3 separate regions of the Homo sapiens genome follow, and all the other regions are linked to region 1. Evidence: chromatin loops called from intact Hi-C (ENCODE). Cell type or tissue: Calu3. All regions are shown on one strand. Links, peaks and the distances in the headings refer to the core of each region. The heading gives the core; the rest is flanking DNA.

What was found. A loop is a pair of places that touch in the nucleus more often than their neighbours do. Peaks named below come from ENCODE experiments on the same cell type or tissue, not always from the same donor. Only the 100,000 strongest peaks of a DNase experiment are listed, where the experiment ranks them.
Region 2: a loop joins it to region 1, with 10 times the contacts of the local background. A loop is called at or near these places in 28 of 110 quality-filtered maps.
Region 3: it touches region 1 in a loop (11-fold over the local background); 47 of 110 quality-filtered maps call a loop at or near these places.

What each region holds. Positions count from the first base shown.
Region 1 is chr9:70,636,791-70,645,306 of GRCh38, forward strand. TRPM3 (transient receptor potential cation channel subfamily M member 3) reads right to left here. Exons shown (of 26, transcript NM_001366145.2): 10 at 3,770-3,870; 11 at 2,270-2,404. Among named protein-coding and RNA genes, the nearest start is that of MIR204, 170 kb to the right of the region's middle. In Calu3, for the core only: no CTCF peak of the experiment used is centred there; a DNase peak (open chromatin) is centred at 3,601.
Region 2 is chr9:70,922,733-70,930,016 of GRCh38, forward strand. The region is part of intron 1 of TRPM3 (transient receptor potential cation channel subfamily M member 3); the gene reads right to left. Among named protein-coding and RNA genes, the nearest start is that of MIR204, 120 kb to the left of the region's middle. In Calu3, for the core only: a CTCF peak has its summit at 2,403 (motif pointing right); a DNase peak (open chromatin) is centred at 2,389.
Region 3 is chr9:70,998,786-71,006,069 of GRCh38, forward strand. The region is part of intron 1 of TRPM3 (transient receptor potential cation channel subfamily M member 3); the gene reads right to left. Among named protein-coding and RNA genes, the nearest start is that of TRPM3, 120 kb to the right of the region's middle. In Calu3, for the core only: a CTCF peak has its summit at 3,190 (motif pointing left); a DNase peak (open chromatin) is centred at 3,176.

The sequences.
Region 1 (8,516 bases), core at 1,496-6,495:
TATTCTCCTGTCTCAGCCTCTGGAGTAGCTGGGATTACAGATGTGCACCACCATGCCCAGCTAAATTTTGTATTTTTAGTAGAGACGGAGTTTCATCATGTTGGCCAGGCTGGTCTCAAACTCCTGACCTCAAGTGATCCATCCGCCTTGGCCTCCCAAAGTGCTGGGAGGCCACTGCGCCCAACCAATGGCAAATTCTTAAGCACTGTTGCAACCATTCAAGTATTGAGACAGGTCTATGAAATGCGGCAACGACCTGCCCATTCATGTGGACGTGCCCATCAGAGCTCTTTTTCCACTGAGGGGATGCTGGATTGTGCAGTGATTTAGCCTACAGACTCTGGAGTCAGAGTGCCTGGCTCTACACCTCTGCTGCTTACTGGCTCTGAACGTGGGCAAGCAACTTAACTGTGACTCAGTTTTATCATCTTTAAAATGGGAATGACAGTATCACTTTATCTGATGGGGTTGTTGTGAGGATTAAATGATATAATGTTTATAAAGCTATTAAAAATGGTGCTTAATGCCAATTAGTGTTAGCTATTATTATTACTGAGGCTATTTACTGTTCCATAATCCTCAACAAAGTATTCCGGGAAGCCACCACCAGCAGACTGAAGTGATCAAACTTACTGGCCTTCCTCAGTCTAGAATTTTCCTACCCACCCCCACTCCCCAGTCTTTGGAATAAATTACTCCCTTGATTCTCTAATTGATAGACCATTCAATGCTTGTCTTTATTTATTTATTTTTTTTAATTGAAAACCCATTATTCTTCCTGAAAGTCTCAGTATGCTGAACCAAGAAAAGTCTCTGGAGAAAACAGAGACTAGGAGACATTCTGCTAACCCGTTTCTATTTTTTGCAGATGGTGCCAGCGTGGCACCATCTAACAACTACTACTGGCTGGGGACAGGAAATAAGCTCCATCCTGCTTGCCCTCTGCGTGATGGGACAGAGGCATTGTGAAAAATGAGGGGTAGAATAATCTTAGAGACAGAAGCTTGGGTTCGGTACTTACTGGCTTTCTTAGGAGTTTTGTGACCTTGAATTCACCTTGGCCTCTGCTATGGTTTGAATGTTTGTGTCCTCTCCAGAATTCATGTTGAAAGTTAATTTCCAATGTACTAGTATTAAGAAGTGGGGCCTTTAACGTGTATACCTGTGTAATGAACCTGCACGTTCTGCAAATGTATCCCAGAACTTAAAGTATAATAATAATCACAATAATAATAATAGAAAAGAAGTGGGACCTTTGGGAGGTGATTAGGTCCTGAGGGTTCCTCCTTTGTGAGGGGGATTAAGGCCATTATAAGAGAAGCTTCACACAACATTCAGGCCTTTTGCCCTCTGTCTCTTCTGCCTTGTGAGGACACAGCATTTGTCCCTTCTGGAGAATGGCAAAACAAGGTGCCATTTTGGAAGCAAAAAGCAACCTTCGCCAGACACTGAACTTGCCAGAGCCTTGATTTTAGACTCTCCAGCCTCCAGAACCCAGAGAAATAAATTTCTGTTGTTTATAAATTACTGAGTCTAAGGCATCTTATTATCATAGTACAAATGGACTAAGACAGCCTCAGTTTCCTCATTTGGTAAATGGGGAAAAATTTCTGCTCTTTAAACTTCACTGGATTTTAGTATGAGCTCAGAGCCAATGCACTTAACTCATGTGAATGCTCTCAATAACTTCATAAACAGTAGTTTTACCTATGATTACTCCTTGGTATCCCTAGTGAGTAAATTAACAAATCATTACTAAGCTAAAAAACAAAACAAAACAAAACCAAAATTTTTGAGTGACTCAAAAAAGAGATATTTTACCTTTTCTTCCACTTTATAGCTGAACTATGAAGAATGAACTTCATAGCTCTGAGGATAAAAAATGGCGCAGGTTACTTAATCAGCCTTTTGTGATGCTTAGAGTTAAACCAACCCTCCTTTGCTAATTGCCTCTAACACCCTCTGGGCTTACAGAACAAACTGTGTTCTCATTTCCAGAGCCTTGTGGCTTTGTATAAGAATATGAGAATGATACACTTAGGTTATTACATAACTTTTTGCCTTACATGCTGACAACTGAGCAATTAAAACAAGCGGAATCTTGGTGACTTGGTGTTTGTCATCTATGTAGGTCTAAGGGAGTATTTGTGATGAATGAACCATGCATTTGGACGGGAGAAGGGAAGAGAATCACAGGCATATGGGGGGCAGGAGAAGGTAAAACAAACAGAAAAAAAAGAAAATAAAAAGTGCCTTAGTTTGGCCCTACCGTATTGTACAATTCCTCTAGTCTGGAGATGGTGAGAAAACGGTGCATGCTTACTCCATTCTCTATGAGTAATTTCACAAAATCCACTCTGTCCAGAACTAAGGCATCCAACATGGCTTGCTCCAGAGATCCCACCTGCAAACCAAGTCACTGAGTTAGTCTGCCCCAGGGTCTATCTATGGATGCAGTTCTTTAGTGTTCACTTGAACAGCTTAGAAATGGATGCCTTTGACATCTGGTAAACCTTCAGCACATCTAAGAACATGCTAGCAAGACTGTTCACAGATTCACTTTTGGGACAGCCACACCTCTCCCATGTTTGGGTGCCTGTCTTTGCAAATAGAAGTCAAGCATTTCTAGTTCCAAAAACTATTTCTTCCCTGAATCTCTTGTTCTGGATCCCAAGAAGGTGCAAGGGTTCACAAGGTTTTTCCCCTTGCAATTATCTGATTAAATTTCTCAACACCAGCGAAGTGTCAAAGGGGGCACTTTTGCTGTCTTCATTTTTGTTATCCTTAGGCTCTGAGGGAGACCCCAGGCCAACTTGAGAAGAGGGACCCAAGTCAACAGACCAAAGGCCCTAAATCAATGCTGGGTCTCTGTAGAAGCAAGACCACAAAGATGTCACTTAACTGAAAACAAAACAAAAACATAACAAAACAGAACAACCAGCCTACTTTCTGGATTTGCCAATAGCTTAGATTTTTATTTAATCCATTTCACAAAAATGTTGCAGGGTCTAGACTCTGACAAATCTTTCCATGTTAGCAATCCACCAGCACTGAATGAAGACAGGGGCTCCATCCCAGGCAGAAACTCTCTAGGGGAAAGGAAGGAGTAAGATAAGGCTTGCCGGTGAGTGCTGTGATTCCAGGCACAGAAACCGAGTTTCAGGCTGCTGGGCTGCCTCCTGTGGATGCATACATATCCCACCTGATGGCCAATCTCTCAAATTTTTATTTTTGGTAGAGTCAATTGAGGGAAGCAAACCAAGAACAGTTATATAAAGCATTGGTTTCCTCATGTTGTTCTTTGCAAATAGGGAGGACCTGTGCTCAGTCACCAGGACCAGATGGCGCCTGCAGAGGGAAGCCTGCTAATTCTGCATCCTGAGGTGTGACCCTTCCCTTTGCCCCATCAAAGACAATCAGAAGCAAATTAATAATTCTACCCCTTCCTTAATTTTAGTTAATACAGATTTGTCTTATATTTTTTCAGATGTATTCAAATAAATGGCATCATTTGCAGCTGAAAATTGCTATTAAAGACAACTCATAGAGATGGAAATATTTGGAGTTGTGTTCAGTTGAAATTTCCACTAGATGGCGGTGCTTTCCTAAATATGAGAAAGGGAGCTCAGGATACAGACTTTGCTACCAAGGAACACATTCCATCTTAAAGAAAAAGCAATCGTTTTCTGAGCTGACCTCAGAGGCTCCTTAAACAAATACCCTTGGCCAACCAAAGTGGGCTTTTCATGGGAGACGATATATACTCTACCGGCCACTGTTGCCCGTAAATAAAGATCTGGCTGCGAGCGATGTCGACTCTGTTCCAGGCTAAAGCTAAGCTCAGTTGGTCTGGGGCCGAGGCATTGGCTCCTGTGTGAGGACAAGTGGGAGAAAAGAGTGGAAGAGAGAAAACGACGATCAGTTATTACACCAAGAGCGCCTGCTCCATCCCTCTGCCATTAATGCCCCTATTCCCAAAGAGCCTGCTTGGCTATACAGCAGGTTTCTCAAACTTGGTATTATTAACATTTTGGGTAACTCTTTGTCACAGGGCTCTCCTGTATATTGTAGATTATTATTATTATTACATTTTTAAAAACTTTTTAAAAAGAAGGTCTTTGAAACTCCATGCTTTTTTGATATATAATAATTGTACATGTTTATGGTATGCATGTGATATTTTGATGCATGCATACAAGTTCATTGTAGATTATTAATAGCACGCCTTGACTGAACCCAGTAGATGTCAATAGCATTTTCCCACCCCCATCCTTCCAGACATGATGCTCAAAAATGTCTCCAGACATTGCCAAATGCCCCCATGTGTGAAGGGAGGCAAAACTGGCCTGGTGAGCAGCATTGCTCTACCGTCTGGCTAGGCAAAGTGTGGTTCACAGAGCAGCTGCAGCAGTGCCACCCTGGTGCTTCTTTGAAATGCAAGTCTCAGACCCTGTCCCCGACCCACTAAACCAGAATCCGTATTTTCACAAGATCCCAGATGACTTGTGCACACACTCAAGTTTGAGAAACTCTGCTCTACCACACATTTTGCTTCTGCTGGCCAATCACTGGTTTCAAGGCATCACTTGAATAGTATTTTGCATGGGGAGGGTGCTCTCATCAACTAGCGTACCAACTTGCCACTTTTCTGAAAAAGAGTTAGGAAGGTCTTTTAACAGAGAGGCAAACCAGCGGCTTAGGTTTACTTTGATTTGTGGGTAGAAACCATTGGAACTATTTCCCAGGTTCTTATTTTTCTCCAGATTCTGTCTCTAGAGCTGTGCGGTTCACAGGTGGCTAAGTTTAAATTAATCAAAATTAAATAAAATTAAAGTTATAATTCCTCAGTCAGGCTAGCCACATTTTAAGAACTTAATAGTTCCATGTGGCTAGTGACTACTGAACTGGAAAGCACAGATACAGAACATTTCTATCATCACAGTAAGTGCTATTGGCCCAGAGCTCATCTAGGTGAATGCATCCTGTCCATAGAGGCAGCCTGCCAAGCAGCTGGAGGGGAAGCTGGAAATGGAGGCAGTGCAGTAACGAAAGCAACATTAGGCTCCAGGCAGGGGGCCCAAGTGAGAGTCCCTGTGGCTCCTCTCAGCCACTGTTGATTATTTGTGAAATGGAGGCAATAAATATCCAGTTTACATGGCTGGGGTGTGAGACTGAAATGAGATTGTATAAGTGATTTCTGTTTAAACAGGTTTTTCACAGTTCACCAACACCCTTAGTGCACTGAGGAAGAGACACCCCTAAATAATTGCCAAGCTTCATGCTGCTGGATATCTCACGATCGGGGAGGAGGATAAAGAGACAACCTTCCTCAGCTCAGAGTTTTTAAACATCAAACATGTGCTGGGCAAAGTATTAGGCACTTCCATATGTCATATGTAACATCCCAGTTAATCTGGGGACTGGGTCTTATTGTCTCCTGTCTCATTGAAACATATGAGACTACTGAGATCCAGGGAGGTGGAACAGCCAAAGATAAAACAGCTACTAACAGGGTAAATGGAAGAAGTATTCAGCAAACTAGAGGTGAGAGTCAGATCCAGAGAATTCCTCTTCATCATTGCTGCTTCTGATGTTTAGGAAAGAAATATAGCAAATGTGTATGCTGTTCATTCCTCTGGGTTCGCCAGCAGTCAAGGCCAGAAACAATGAGGAGGTGGGGCAGGGTTCCTGGTCGTTAACTTACATCAGTGATTCCAAAACTTTGCTGCACATTAGAATCACCTGGGGAGCTTCGCTCAGGGTGCATCCCATACCAATTAAATCATGTTGCTTGGGATGGGATCCAGGCGCGGATATTTTTAAAGCTCTCCATGTGCTTCCAATGTGCAGCCAATGTCCAGAGGCTGGGAATTACTGCGCTGTGTGCCTCCTTTCCTGCTTACCCTCGCCTCTTCCCTCTGGGCTCTGAGATACTGACGTTATAAATTAGGCAAAAAATGTTTGCTAAGTGAACACTTCTCAAATTTTAGCATGCATAAGTACAATTCGGAGAACTTTTTAAGACACAGGTTCTTGGGTCCCAGCTGCAGACCTTGTGATTCAGTAGCTCTTGGGTGGAGCCTAAGGTTCTGTGTTTCTAACCAGCTCCCAGGTGAGGCCGCTGCTGCTGATCTGGGGCCATGATTTGAGTAACAAGGCCCTCAAGAGCTGTGGTGCTCTGTTCCCTTCGTAGGTTGAAGAGCATTTCTGATTCTGGTGTCCACACATTGATGGGCTTATTATCGACCACATACTTGGAGTAAATTTATTAGTGTTTACAATGATGAATATCATTTCAGCTCTCACGTGGAATTTTCCATTAAAAATTATCTCCTCAGGTAACAACAGGGACTGCACACTCATACCAGGGTAACTGGCATACACAAGTGATAAGTAGAAATGTGTCAAAATGTTCTGTCATCAATTTGGAGAGGAAAAGAAGTGAAGGCTCATTGCGATTGCATTTGGAAAGGTAGCACTTTACATGTTTCTTTGCTTCTTTAGCTGGTCTACTGGTTGGTGCTGACTTGCTGGAATAGTTTAATCATTCCCTTTGCCATTTGTATGTTGCAAATTAGTATGTCACCCAAGTCAATAATAGCAGCACGAGCCTGAACAGGAACACATAGCAGGAAGCAGTTATTGAGGTCAAGGTGAGCTACAGGCCTGAATGTAATTAGGCAAGTGTCAAATGAAAGCATGAAACCAATGAGTCTTGACTTTCAAAAATTGAAAATACATCACTCAAGAATGGCCGTGGGTGACAGTTTGGATCAGTGGTTCTCGGCTAAGGTGACCAGCCATCCAGGCTTGCCCAGTGTAGTCACAGTGTTAGCATTTAAATTCCTGCACTCTGGGAGATGTGTCAATCCTGAATAAACCTAGTGGCTGGTCACCCTATTCTCGACTATGGCTGTGCACTTGGAATTGCCTAAAGAGCTTTAAAATATACTCATGCCTGGGGCACAGCCCCACAGATTCTAGTTTAATTGGTCCTGGGCATTGCGGTTTTTAAAAGTTCCCCAATGATTCTAATGTGAGGATAAAATTAAGAACTTCTAGTGTAGATAGCATATGTTCATTCATTCACTCATTCATCTGTTCATTTACTTATGCGTTCAAAGATACTGATTTCATGCCTCCTTATATGGGAGGCAGTATGCCAGCATGAGGACCGAGACATATAAAGCAGAATACTTTGTCTTGAGAGCTTACAGTCTAGAGGAGAAGAGAAGTCTGTAATTAAATACATTATTTCATGCAGTAATTCATTTATCTCATCAACAGATATTTATTGAATACTCTCTCTGCTGGGAACTGATTTGTCATTGAACGTCCAATGACAAACAAGGTAGCTAAGGTCAACCTCTTCACAGAGCTTACATCCTACTGGTGGTGGGGAAGTACTCGGAAGTAAGCAAATAAACTCATGAACAGCATACTTTCAGATTGTAGAAGTGCTGTGAAGGAGCAGTGCCACTCCTAGGGTATGTGGGACCTATGCTTATACAAACACATCAATGTAGCAGAACCATTCTGGCTACCCGACCTTGCATGTCCCCACAATAGAAGTATTTTGCTAATTGGCTGGAGCAATCTGCTGGCCCGGCTGCCCTCCTGAAATGAGGGCTGAATATGGAGTCATTGGACAACCAACGACAAAAACCACATGATTATCTCAATAGATGCAGAAAAGGCCTTCAATAAAATTCAACACCCCTTCATGCTAAAAACTCTCAATAAACTAGGTATTGATGGAATGTATCTCAAAATAATAAAAACCATTTATGACAAACCCACAGCCAATATCATACTGAATGGGCAAAAGCTGGAAGTATTCCCTTTGAAAACTGGCACAAGACAAGTATGCCCTCTCTCACCACTCCTATTCAACATAGTACTGGAAGTTCTGGCCAGGGAAATCAGGCAAGAGAAAGAAATAAGGGGTATTCAAACAGGAAGAGAGGAAGTCAAATTGTTTCTGTTTGCAGATGACATGATTTTATATTCAGAAAGCCCCATTGTTTCAGCCTCAAATCTCCTTTAGCTGATAAGAAACTTTGGCAAAGTCTCAGGATACAAAATCAATGTGCAAAAACCACAAGTATTTCTATACCTCAATAATAGACAAACAGAAAGCCAAATCATGAGTGAACTCCCATTCACAATTGCTACAAAGAGAATAAAATACTTAGGAATACAACTTACAAGGGATGTGAAGGACCTGTTCAAGGAGAACTATAAACCACTGCTCAAGGAAATAAGAGAGGACACAGACAAATGGAAAAACATTCCTTGCTCCTGGATAGGAAGAATCAATATTGTGAAAATGGCCATACTGCCCAAAGTAATTTACAGATTCAATGCTATTACCATCAAGCTACCATTGACTTTCTTCACAGAATTAGAAAAAACTATCTTAAGTTTCTTATGGAACCAAAAAAGAGCCTGCATAACCAAGACAATCCTAAGCAAAAATAACAAACCTGGAGGCATCACACTTCCCATCTTCAAGC
Region 2 (7,284 bases), core at 309-5,308, 280 kb after region 1:
AGAGAAAGAGCTTACTCATTTTTATTTGATTTCAGTTATTGTAGTGCAGCTAAGTGGTCTCAGTCTCGTTTTCTTTCCACATATTGAGCTTGGGTCTCCAAAGAGGTTATTTTTCAAAAGGAGATTTTGCAGGTAACCAGCATGTTATATAGAATGTAATATTTGGGGCCTGAGAAAAGAGAAGAGACTCTGTAAACATGTTCCACAAAAGCTCATCTGCTATGAGATCATCTGAAACAGTGTAATTGATCCACGTATCAAAAGTAATGGCCACCAAGAGAAAAAGCCATTGATCTTTCCGACTTTGGTTTTTCCAAATGGAGTGGACTATTGGGCCTATTATAAAAGATAGCGCCTATCCAGGGGCAATGAAGTGGAACCCATAAATTACCTGGTTTATTAATTTTTGTAAACATTTAGATGAACTAGTTAATAAAAACAAAAAAAGCCTAAAAAACCTGAAAGCAAATGTCGCTTAAAATAACTGTGTGTTCATCTTCATGGCGTTTTACACTTTTTAATACATGTTCATGTTCACGTTTTATACTTTTTAATACCTGTTCACAAAACTGCAATTTTGCAGGTTTTGTCCTATTTTGGGATGATGGGAGGATATATAGAGAGGATAAAATCCGTCAAGATTACAACAGAACACTAGATAGGATTACAAAATTTGCTTTGTAGCCTCTCCCATGGGGGTTCTTAAAATGTATTTAATTTTTTTAATAACAAATGAATTTATGTTAATTGTAGAAAAATACAAAAATAGAGAAATTACAAAGAAGAAAAAAAGTAACTATTTTACCAAGAATTGGATATAAAGTAATGCCATTAATACAAGGAGAAAACTGCCTAGATTCCTAAGGGTCATGTGTCAGAAAATCTTTGTATTTCCTATGAATTTTTCTTGCCAGTTGTCAAATGTGTTTCCTAAGAACTTGCTTTAGGCAAGACCCTGGAGAGCCAGTGAGTTACTCTGAAAGCTGTCCATTTGATTCCTATTAACTAGCTTATTCATCCAGCTTGGCCGAGTAATACTGGCAACACAAATAACACACACACACACACACACTCTCTCTCTCTCTCTCTCTCTCTCTATATATATATATATACACACACACACACATATATATATATACATATATATACACACACACATATATACATACACACACACATATATACATATATACACACATATATACATATATATATACACACACACACATATATATATACACACAATCTATCTATCTATTTATCTATCTATATATATATATCTTTGTGCTGTTTTCCTTTAGAACATTGGTTCTCAACTGAGGGCAATTTTGCTGTCTCCCGTCTAGGACATTTGGCAATGTCTGCAGACATTTTTGGTTGTTCCTTGTGGGTGAAATGGTGCTGCTGACATTTGGCTAGAGGCCAGAGATGCTGCTAAACATCATCTAATGCACAGAAAAGCCCCCACATACCCAACAAAGACTTATATGGCCCCAAATAGCAACAAGGCTGATATAATACCAATATTTATTTCCTTCCTTGATTCCTCTTTCCTCCCAAAATTATAGTCACACTGGTCATCTACTTCCATATACTATTTATTTTTTACTTACAATTATATTGTGAATATTTCTTCATATCATTATTCTTCAAAGCATGAATTTAATGCTGTACAACAGTTTATCATGTGACTTATTTAATACTCCTTACTGATGACAATCAGTTCCATTTCCAGTATTTCAACATCATTAAATAATGTTGGTATGAACATTCTTGACCATAAATCTATTTTCATTTCTCTAATGATTTTCTTTGGATGGATTCCTAGAAGTACAATGACTGAGTCAAACCAAATGAATGTTTTTAAAGCTCTTCGTCTTGTTGCCAAATTGCTTTCACGATTAACAGTCTCTCTGGCAGCATATTAGAATACTCGTCAGGCCAGCTCGGTTTCTACCATATTTTTGCGCTAAGCTAAAATTTGACATGTTAACACTAATACGTAAGCCTTATAGTCCTGATATGATTTGTGAATGTTAAGTACTTTAATAACCATTCTCTAGCTGACTAATACAAGGTAGAAAGTTCAGGTGCTATACTCACCTTACCCCCAACAACCATCTAAGAACTCTTATTTTCAAGAAGTAATTTCTACAAGGTTACACAGATTTCAAGATGAAGGAGAAAGAAAAGGAGAAGGAGAAGATGATGATCGCTGAACCTAAGCCAGAAGCCAGCTTTCATTCTGCGCTCTTTCCACTGAACCGTACACAATTGCCATTTCATAACGTGAATTGCATGAACATGGATATGCACGGACTCACTTGAGTCAGTCAAGAGTTTTGGCTTTCACATTCTCCAGTACTTGGCTAACATGTATAGCCCTACCTGCCCCTTTCCAGCAGATGGTGCTGTTTTTCCAACATTTAAATGCTACACAGCAAATGATAACTTTTGATTGATTTGAGCCAGGTTGCTTAAGGGCGTTCAACGAAGTCTACTTTGCACATTGGTATTATTAAAATTGCTCAAACATAAAACCAATCTTTGCTCAGTATTGATGGAAACAATGTGTGTTCGAGAGTACTGATAACAAATAAATAATGAATCACCACCCTACCGCAATGATGTATTACACTAGACTTTTTTCCTGGAGACATAGAAGTAAATGTTTTAGGGAGGCTGTGGGAGTCAGAGGTGGGTCTTAAACAAGGTAGATATAAAAGATTATGAGTCATCATACAAATTCTGTGTTGCTTCTACAGTAAATATCATGGAACAAATGTTGGTAGAATATGGAAAAAAATATATATATATATCCTCCTGTCTATTCACAGAATATGGAATATATATATATATCTCCTCCTGTCTATTCACAGCTCCAATGCAGCTTTCTTACTTCCCACCAATTAAGTTTCTAATAACACCTATAGGCAATCTTTATATATATATGCTGGGGTATCAGCAGTGACTCATTTTCCAAAATAATTTGATATTAATATAGAAGAGGAAACACAATATCTCCTTTCAGCCAGCGCGGGAGAGATAAATTTCTCACTGTCAATACAGGTTAGTAGTTCCCTCAAACACAATTAGGACTTAGATGAGAACATCCTCTTTCCTGGGTTAAGAATATGTTTACAATGAGAAAACAAGGCCAATCCAACTTTTCTGAAAAGAGCATCAGTCCAGATGAGGACTGATTCAGTAAGGTACATTGTGATTCACTCATGACTGGAGAAGAAAAAGGTTGGCTTGGGAAAACAAAAAAAAAAAAAACAAACAAAAGCCACCTTTAAAATCAATCCACAATCCGCAAGTCTCAAACAACTATCACTCATCCACATAGAAAAGTCATCCATGTTTCAAAAAGGCCATAAACCATGCATAGGCTGCTGGTTAAGAGACTGATCACACTGGCAAGGAGAGGACCTACAATAGTTGTCCTCTCAAATTTGTAAAATTTGATGAGAAATGGGAATAAATTATAAATCTGAGCTTGGAGGCTTGTGTGATCTTCAGAGCAAAGTGTCCCCCAAACCAAAGTTGGAATAAGCAATATTTTTAAAATATTTCAGGTCCAGCCCAAACTGACATACTTATCTGTGAAGTTATCTGTATTTATCTGTAAAAATTTGTGGCCATATAATGCAGAGATACTAATGCATGAACCCTTTTGTATAAATCACAAGTACATGTGATTTCATAGAGAGATGCACAAAAAAATTAAAAGTGGCTCTCTCAAAAGGAAGTGTTTGGCATTTGAAAAAGAGGAAGATATATAACAAATGTTGAACTACTTTAGATCTTAAAACATCTCAGAAAAAAAACACAACTTTTTCTTCACCTAATAGTGCTTCAAAGAAATATAATTTAACTCACATCCCAGTCTTGGCTATCGATTATAGAAGTTAACAAACAGAACAATTTCTCTGTAACCTATTGTTTTTAAGCAGGCCTTGAGATTTGTTTTAATTATTTAGTATTCTGCATAGATGCATCTGATGGACTTGGCTGTTTTGCTCCTTGAACATATTGTAACAGTCTCAGAGCTACATGTGCTCAGGGAAGGCATTTTAAAAACTAAATTTTCAAAGGTGTCAGCAACCTTGCAGATTTAAGATTGTAAATATCCACACTGCAGAACATGTCCACTAAATTTTCCAATCAGAGGAGGCCTGTGTTGACAGCTCATCCCATGGCAGGCATTGAATTTAATCAAGAAATTTCTAGTTTAAAGGTTAAATTCTAACCTGAAAATGCACCATATCTAAGGAAATTCCATTTCAAGTAACATGAAAATTCATTCCAGAAGTTTTCATGACTGTCATGGTTGAAGAGCTAAGTCTTATTTATCAAGGTTTTATACTATATGTCACTACCAACATACTGAAATGTTTTCCCATTTACCATTCCTTTGAATCTGAGTTTATTGTACTCTAGTTCTCTTTTCCTGGGAAGCTGAGGAAGCTAGAGAATGTTATCTTATATAGAAGGTTTGGAGATTATGTCTCCTTAAATTTTTATGGAAATTCAAATTTACTTTTCACACTTTCATGTTCTGGACATAGAGGGTCAAAATACATTAAGCCATGGATAAGACACAGTTGAATGTTATTTGAATGGTATTAGTAAATGCCATCACGAAGCTACTGTCAGACAGCTATGGGTAAAATTTCAGGAAATTCACAGCATAAGAAAAGGTAAAAGAATTTCAATGCACTGGCAAAGACTTAAAGATGTCCAAATCTTCCAATGTAATTTTATAAATTAGAAAAGCATATTAAGGTTTTCTTATGGAGAAAGAGAGAAAAAAATGTTCTATCAACTCTCTTGGATTGCCAGTTTCCAACAGCTGGTAGTCTTTGCTATTTGCAAAGACTTTCTGAATGTTTTTCTCCTGTATTTTCTCTTCTAGCATTTCTCTTAGGCCTGCGCACAGAGTCTGCAGTGCCCTGTTTTGTACCCCACAAAAGAGAGGTTTGGCAAAGTCACAGCATCTGGTAGGTCCTGCCGGCTGGGTGATTTATGGCAAAACTAAGAGGCAAGCACAATTGATTTGGGTCTCTCTTTTCCTGTTTAAATGTTGTCCATTCTCCCCAGTTTAAGCTGCCTCCTGTCTATTCACAGCTCCAATGCAGCTTTCTTACTTCCCACCAATTAAGTTTCTAATAACACCTATAGGCAATCTTTATTTTTTATTAAAAGCTTTCCTAAGACATGTCTTATTTCCAAGACAATAAATATACTGCTTGGAAGTATGGGGGCTAGTTTGGAAATTTTACTTCTTTCTTAGTTTGTGTGACTTCCAACTAATTGTTCCCATATTTGTAGGCCATCTGGATATTTAGGTAATAGGGAAAAATGAAAGGAGCATGGGGTTGGAGTCAGAGAGATAGATCTAGGGCCAAATGCCACTTCCGTGACTTATGAAGTGGGTGACATTGGGCAGGACCTTTAATATCTTGGAGTCTCAGTTTCCTCATCTGTGAAATGCAGGTAATGAGCTCTAGTTTATACACTGTAGGATTGCATTTGTAGGGATGCATTCTATTACAGGCATTTAGACTTGTCTTAACAGACCATGTCCCGTAATTCCTTTCTAAAAATTGCCTTCTCTTTCCAGTTCTTGCTAAAAGGGTGATCCTAGGGACAGTCAGATTTTATACAGGTGATCTTGACCCTCTGGCCACAGTGTTAGATCAATGTGGAAACCTGATCCCAAGAGAACCCATCTAAATGTTGAGCACAGCCAATTATGGTGTCTTTCTTGACAATTTAATCTAAACACACACACACACAAAATAGTTGAGACAATATGGAGCACCTGGAACTCTTGTGACATTGACAATAAACATGGGATGACCTCTCTGTTGACTTCATTGTAGCTGGCACCTGAACATTTTCGACTGGATTCAAAAGAAACATCATGACCAACCTGAGCCACTGATGGCATGGAGGAGAAGAAATCAGGAGGCCCTGAGGAACATGATGTACAGAGGGGTGTGGTTGAATAACATGGGTGTATGAACAGAAGATGAAGCGGGCATCATGCAAACTCATGAGAGGCCTGGCTGATCTTGGCCCTTGCTCTTGGTTGTCTAGAAGGTTGTGCTGACAATTAGCCACCACCTAGAGTCTAGTTTGAATGGGTTTCTTTAGCTTCCAACCAAACTGGAACTACAAAAGGCCCTTGGTTCCTGTCCTGACACAGCATAAAGTTTGATGTGCAATGAGAATTATTATGATTCCCAGTCTGCCAGCTACTGTCTTCCTCCATGGCTTTCTCCATTATCCAGGGAAGACTCAGCACATGTTCAAGGCAGAAAGGATTCTATATTACCCTGGTTGTTCTAGCCATCCTCATAAATGGTGAAAAGTAGTTTCTTGGTTTATTCAGTTGCTGGCTAATTACAATAGACCTTAAACATTGACTTTTTTTTTTTTTGCCTCATCTCTTAAATATAATTTTTTCTTTTTCCTTTTTGAGACTAAGTCTCACTCTATTGCCCAGGCTGGAGTGCAGTGGTGCAATCTCAGCTCACTGCAACTTCTGTCTCCCGGGTTCAAGCAATTGTTCTGCCTCAGCCTCTCGAGTAGCTGGGATCACAGGTGCCCGCCACCATGCCCAGCTGATTTTTATACTTTTAGTAGAGACGGAGTTTCACCATGTTGGCCAGGCTGGTCTTGAACTCCTGACCTCAAGTGATCTGCCCACCTCGGCCTCCCAAAGTGCTGGGATTACAGGCGTGACCCACCGGCCTTTTTAAAATTATTTTATTTATTTATTTATTTTTACATCTTTGGAGCTTAAGCCACATGAATTGTGTTTTCCAAAGTTACATGTTCTGGATAGTCCTTGAGGATGGTGCTATCTAAAATCACATGTCCTACTGGATCCTAGTTGAGCCTGGCTGACAGCAGCAACAGTAAACTCTATCCTTAACATGGTTAGGGAAAAATTACTTCTCCATACTTTCTAGTATTGATCTTAACCAGGACTGTGATCTGAACCAAGAGCTCAGTAAGTGCTTGAACATATTTAAAAAGGTTTTTGTTTGTTTTTACTTTTTTAGAGCACTTTTGCTATCCTCCTCCTTACCCCTGCCTCTATTCCCTATACAAAATTAGAATTAGGCCTCAGAATTTCAGCTCTTCAGCCTGTTAGAAGACAGCGAAACTGGGGAATCTTATGTATCAACCAGTGGATGTACATAATATGATTGGTTCTTCACAACAATTCTTATGAGATAGATATTTTTATTCCCAATTTACTTATGAGGT
Region 3 (7,284 bases), core at 309-5,308, 360 kb after region 1:
GACGATTTCACTATTGTGATCTGGAAGTCCTAGAACTGCATTTACGTTTATTTTGTAATAATGGTCTTTATGTCCTCTTTAAACTTTTACTTTCTCCTCTCTTATCCCCTGCTCACTCATCATTTTTATACTTTCCATAATTTGTGCTGCATCCCTCCTCTATACAAGGCACTGTGATGGAGGGTAGACAGACTTACCAAGCATGGTTCTAGCAAACCCCCTATTTCTGCTTAGCTGATAATCACTACCTTCTTTAAGCTCCTTGGTTCCTTTCAATTTTACCTCAAGATGAGTTTCTCATTTTTCTTCAGTTCCAGTTGCCTTTCATAGAAGAGAGCACACTGGGATGAAAGCACACAGCAAAGATGAGTCAGATTATCTGGCCTACCCCCTACAGGGCCTCACTAGAAAAGAAAGAACTGTGAAGGCTAGTAATATACTGTCTATCCATCCGAAGTAGATCATAGGTGTGCTTTTAACTGAACTGATTTCTCCAGTCTGGTGAATGGGGTGGTTTCTGGACATCCACAATTTCTTGTTCAACCTCCTTCAGGTAGTAACTCAGGCCAGAATTTAGCATCATTCTTAGAATTTACTAGGACAGGGCACAGCTGTACCTGGGCCTGAACGTGATCTGAAATAATAAGCAGAATTGGTGGTATCACCTTGGTTGGATTCAGAGGAAGAAAAGAAACCTTCATGTTTTATGGAATACAGAAGGGTAAAGAGTTCAGTAGATACCATCATAGGAAATGAAAGACTGGAAACTCCAGTGTATTATTTCTCTGTAACGATGCTTCCGGAGAGCACTTGGCTACCATGCATAGTGTCATGGAGCTGGCATACTTTAATTGCCATTATTTTTGGCAAGATGGCATTTTAAGTTTTTGTTCCCTAACTGCAGGATGGATAAATACAGTATTTGACTCATATGTTGATCCAAGGTTATTTTTATTCTCCAGCACCTTTCAATGTCACGCCAGAAAAAGGTGCAGCTCTTTCTGGGCAGTCCTCCTACAGGCCATCTAAAATATCCACACAGGGAGCATTCCTACGGCTTTCAGGAGCATCTGAAACAATCCACAGTGTGTTTAGCAGAAGTCAGTTGGGGGAAAGTGTGCTCTTTTTCTCTGTCTTCAGCATTCAGGCTGTTTTTAAAGTCAGAATGCTTTGCAAAGGGAAGAACTGTGCCAAGTCTTTATTTTCATATAATGCCATAACCTAGTGTTTTGGGGACCTCACTTATCCCAAGAAAGCTGTTGGGGATGGCCCCTGCAGAGACAGCTGACCCAAATTGTGACTTCTCTGAGGGAAGGGAAACCCCTCTAGGACAAACAGGAAGCGATCTTTCAGCATAATGTATCCCATTGGGAACAAGTAAACAGTTTGCTTTTCAGTTCAAAGCAGTGAATTCAAGACACATTCATCGGTTTTGGCTCAATGTGACTCTAAAATCAAGTCAAATGGAAGGACTTTACAATTCAGAACCTTAAGATTCTATTTGGCTGAACACTGAGGTTGAAGTGTTGAATTCCAACTCATTTTTGTTATTATTTTTTCTTCAGTCATTTCCAAAATACTGCTAAGTTTTGGAAATAAAATAAAGTGCTAAAGTGGTTTTCAGATCCATGGCCAGGCCTCTGTGGTATAAAAATAATTCCCCAAGGTATGGTGTTCAATGAAAAGTAAGTGTTAACGTATATATAAACAACAAAAATCAATCTTTCTTAAGTTGGGGTCTGGAGAAATTTAGATTTCCCTTTTCAATTTATTTGACTTTTCTCTGGAAGTTAATAGTTAAATTTATCTAGTTTTATTACCTTTAGAACTAATGAAACACAGTTCACTGGTTAAATAACATAATCATCTGCCAACATAAAGGAGAAGGATCTTACCCCTTACTTCATTAACCAAGACCCTTCACATAGTTAACAAGAAGCTGGCAATACAATGTACATATGCTACTTAGTCTATAGAGCTGACACTGAAAAGTGAGGTGGAGTCATTTTCTAATTTTTTCATTAGTATCCATAAAATAAAAATCTTCACAGAATCAAGATAAATCACAATTACACCATTTTCCAGTCTATTAGTCCTGCCATTCCCATAGAAGGAACTGATATTAGTCTGATAAGTTTTGTTCCCATAAATTATAATGCCAGCTACATAACAACCAAAACACCTTTTCTATTAGAAAAGTCTCAGAAGATTACATGCAGGATACAAAATGATAGTTTGGCCTACTAAATTCCTCAGTACTAACGAATTGTCTTCATTCTCATACAGGAGAGATTGGTGTAGCACTTGTTCAAGTGGTAGTTCATGGGTGGGTGATTAAGCTAATTCTGATTTTTAATGCTCTTTGAACCCAAAGCCAGTTCCAAGTAGCTCCAGTCCTGAGGACCAGAGTCTAGGCTGGGGCAGGTGATGTGTGGCCCAGGAACCCTTGGGTCTGCCCAACCGTAAGCCCACATGGGGCTCATGTCTATAACCAATTCAGTAGTCATATGCCTTCTGATCCAGTTTATAAACTCTGGGATAACTAACAAATATAAAGATACAGAAAGAGACATACACATGTACCATTTTCCCTCAGGTTTTTGCATGTTTGTTCTTTCTATGAAGGTCATTTTAAACATCTTAATGTAACAGTGAACCTGATAGTTCTGGTATCTCATGGTTCGAGCACCAGAAGTTACTTTTCCTACCGATCCAAATGCATTCTGCACAAGCTTGCTGAATTACCTATGCAGGCCTTGGTACCACACAATGTCTATTAGGGAAAAAAGCCAGGAACAACAGAGACATTGTGAAAAAGAAAACCACTCCTTAGTTTTCCTCCTGTAAAAACATTGAGTCCCTAGCCTTGAAAAATGAGCCTTTCTGATGTGGAATCCAAAGAGAAAATCACTGTAACTGAAGAAACATGGTACTGTTGATACACCTGTGTCCAAACAGCTGTTTGAATTTCTAAACCTAAAGGGAGCATGAGACACATATGTCATCTATTGTGTGGTGGTAGCAACTTGGAACTTCTGTCACTTTTGTTTTTGCCTTTGTTGCTTAGTTGGCAGATGCAAATGTGAAAGATATAGAGGCTACACAAAATAGTTTTATATAACCCAAGGAACAAAGGAAATGCATTTGGGATGGCAGGTGTGCCAGAGACCAGGTATTTGGTCTTGTGTGCCCCCTTGTGGTTGACATGTCAACACAGACAGAGGAACTACACTTAGCAATCAGGTAAATGAAAGATTTGCTGCCTACCTTTCTAGCCTTGTTTCTTGCTATTCTGCTATTGCTTCCCTTTCTGTACTCCAGCCATAATGGTTTTCTTTTAGTTCTCAAATTTGCCATATTCTCTTTTTGTTTCTGCTCCTATGTCCTTAGAATACTCTCTCAATCCATCCGTTCGCCTAGTTAACTCTTACTCATCCTTCAGAGTTCACCTTTGAAATCACTTCATCATGGAAGCATAACCTGACTTCATGTACTAGGTCACTGTTGTTTACGCTGCAAGCAATGATCAGTTGCTAGAAACACTTCTTTAAATCGAAATTGGAGCCAGCGGTTTTAGCTTTTGAATCTTGAAAATAAGTATCTGTCTCAGGAAACTGTCTAATACAAGTGGCCACCTTTCTTTTTACTGAGAGTTCTCAGAAGAAATGAAAGACCGAGTTTAATATGCACAACACAATTATTTTACATTGATGATGTTCCTAAAACTTCATCCAGTATATTGATCATTTTTATCCTTTGACTCTTTTCTCCTTCCACTATATACGTCTACTTTCTAGTAACACCCCTAGACTCCTTTTCCCCTATCATACCTATAGTATCACAGGCATTCAATTAACATTTGATTAGGATAATTTATTATTTTTAACATTATTGAAATCGAAATCCAAATTCTAATGAATTATAAATAAGTAAAAGGCATAGCTCTAACTTAAATAATCTTTATTTTTCTGAATGATTTGAATGCAAGTTGTAGATAAGATGATACTTCATTCCTAAATATTAAAATATGTACCTCTTAAGAATAAGAATATTCTCCCATAAAACCACAATGCTAACATCGCAACCAAGAAATATAATATTGATAAGTATGATCCAATATTCAATCCATATTCATATTTTCCAAAAAGGTTTGTAATAATTGTCATTGTTATTGATGTTGGGTCCAGGACTCTATCAAGAATTACTGTATTTGTTTAGAAAGCCTCTTTAAGCTCTTTAAATATAAAACTAATCTACTGGCTTTTATATTTCTCTTTTTCTGGTCATTTGTTACATTGACATTTTAAAAGGGTCTTCGTTTCAGGTAGTTTTGTACAATCTTACTTGTCTGATTGTTGCTCCAAGACTAGATTCAGTTTAAACATTTTGAATCCTTTTCCCTTGCCTTAAAAAAAAAAAAAAAAAACACTTAACAGTATATCCTGTAAATCACTGCATAGCAGTTCAAGGATCTTTTCCCCATTTTCTGTGTGCCTCTGTGTATATGGCACTTTATTGTGCAAAGTTCATTCAGTCATTCTTCTATGGATGGGCATTTGGGTTGTTTCCAGTATTTTGTTATTACAAATAATGATGCAATAAATAATTTTGTGCATATGGTTTTTTTTTTTTTGTACTTGTTAAGGTATATTTTTGGGGTAAATTACTAAAATTGGGGCTGCTGGGACAAAGAGTAAATGAATATGTATATTTATTAGATATTGGTAAATCCCCCTCCACAAGGTGGAACCACTGTGCTTTCCCATCAGCAATGTAGGAGAGTGGCTGTTTCTCCACAACCTTGCTAATAGGATGTGTTGTTGATCTTTTGAATTTTTACCAATCTGATACATGGGAAATGTATCTCAGTGTAGGTTGATTTATGCGATGCTTATGAATAAAGTTCGGTATCGTTTTATTTTAAATACCATTTGCAGTCGGCAAGGTGGTGGAATGAAGAGCCCCCCGAAATCACTCCCCCCGTAAAAATACAGCTAGAAAGTATTCCGGAATAAGAATACCACACTGAATTCAATAGAACTCAAGGGAGAAGTAGAGAACGCCCTGGGCTCACGAAACTGACAGAAGCTGAAGCCAGTTAGAGGAGTGGTCATTTTAGACTGTGCCACACCCTCCTCCAAGATAGAATAACATCACTCACACAGAATTTCCTTAGACCCATGGTTTCTGAAGTGGAAGGAGAAAATATGAGGTTGACATTTGATCTTTCCACTAGTCTACTCTGGTCATGTCCCACAAGAACCACTGGGAGTACCAGGAAGGCTGAACCATCTGGGTTGAATTGGGGACAAAATGCAGGGGTGCTGATTGCAGTAACTGATGTGCAGGGTAGCTGCCCTATGCTCTGATCAGTGGAGAGGTCACATGGATAAGACTGGCCAGAGCCACAGTGCTGCAAGGGGGCACAATCCACTGAAAGGCTCAAATCCCTGGCTGAATTTCCCACAAAGCTCAGGTGCTCCTTTGGAGCCTTCCCTTGACCTGGAAACAACCCAAAGGCTGGTGATTAAGTAGTGGCACTAACTTAAGTCTTTCTCAGACTGGGAAACAAGGGCAGCACAACAATTCAGTTCCTGTGCAGTGTTTACATTCCAATGCTCACTGTAAGTCTTCCGCAATCCGGGAAGCAACCGCAGAATGGCGGTTAAGCTCCAGTGTTAAGTAGTAAAAGCCTAACACCACCAAAAACACCAGCAAAAGCTGGAACAGGCAAATGGGGGAGGTCTCCTCCTATATGCAGGCATCAATGTAAAGATGTAAGGATTATGAAAACCCAGAGAACTATGACATCACCAAAAGAAACAAACAAAGTTTTAGTAATAGAGCTAGAAAAATTTAAAGATCTATGAAATATATGACAAAATTCAGAATAGTCCTCTTAAAGAAGTTTAGGGAATCACAAGAAAATGTGGATAGATAACTAAATGAAATTTTGAAATATCCAGAAACTAGTGAGCTATTTTACAAAGAAATAGAAACAATAATAATAAAAAGAAATTCTAGAAATAAAGGATACAATAAATGAACTCATTAGAAAGCTTTAACAACAGACTTGATCAAACAGAGGAAAGAATGAACAATCTTGAAGATAAAACATATGAAATTACCTATTCAAAGGAACAAAAATAAAAATGAATAAAAAAGAAGAGTAAAGAAGGCTTATGACAATTATAGAACATCATCCATCAGACCAACTTCTACATACTAGGAGTTCCCAAGGGAGATGAGAGAGAACAAGGCTTAGGAAGCCAATTTGAGAAAATAATGGCTGAAAATTCACCATATCTACAGAAAGGCAACAGCATTAAGATAAAGGAAGTGGCCAGGCACAGTGGCTCATGCCTGTAATCCAGTACTTAGGAAGGCCAGGTGGGCAGATCACCTGAGTTTGGGAGTTTGAGACCAGCCTGACCAACATGAACAAACCTCATTTCTACTAAAAATACAAAATTAGCAGGGCATGGTAGGGCATGCCTGTAATCCCAGCTACTTGGGAGGCTGAGGAAGGAGAATCACTTGAACCTGGGAGGTGGAGGTTGTGGTGAGCTGAGATCGCACCATTGTACTCTAGCCTGGGCAACTAGAGTGAAACTCCATGTCAAAAAAAAAAACCTCATAGGCTCATAGGTTAGCAACCAAATTCAACCCAAATAGGAATTTTCCGAAGCACATCACCATCAAATTAGCAAAAATCGAAGCAAAGAAAGAATATTTAAAAACCAGCAAGAGAAATGAAACATATTCAATAGAGTCTCAATATAGCATTCAGCAAACTTTTCAGCAGAAACCCTGTAGGCTGAGAATGAAATGCTATATTCAAAGTACTGAGAGGAAAAAAAAACTGTCAACCAAAAATACTGTACCCAGTAAAGCTATCCTTCAAACAAGGAGAAATAAAAAGTTTCCCAGACAAACAAAAGCTGGGGGTTTAATCAACACCAGACCTGTCTTACAAAAAATGTTAAATGGAATTATTTAATCTAAAAGAAGAGGATACAAATGGGTAACACAAAAACATCTGAAGGAATACAACTCACTGGTAAAAGTAAGAATACAGACAAATTCAAAATACTGTAATACTATAATTATAATATGTAAGCCACTTAAATTTTAAGTATGAAGACTAACAGATAAAATTATTAAGACAATAATAAGTACACCAATTGGTTAGAAGATAGGCAATATAAAATGATGTAACTTGAAACATCAAAAAGTCAAAATGTGAGGAGGGGACGTGGTATTAAAATATAAAATTTGTCTTTG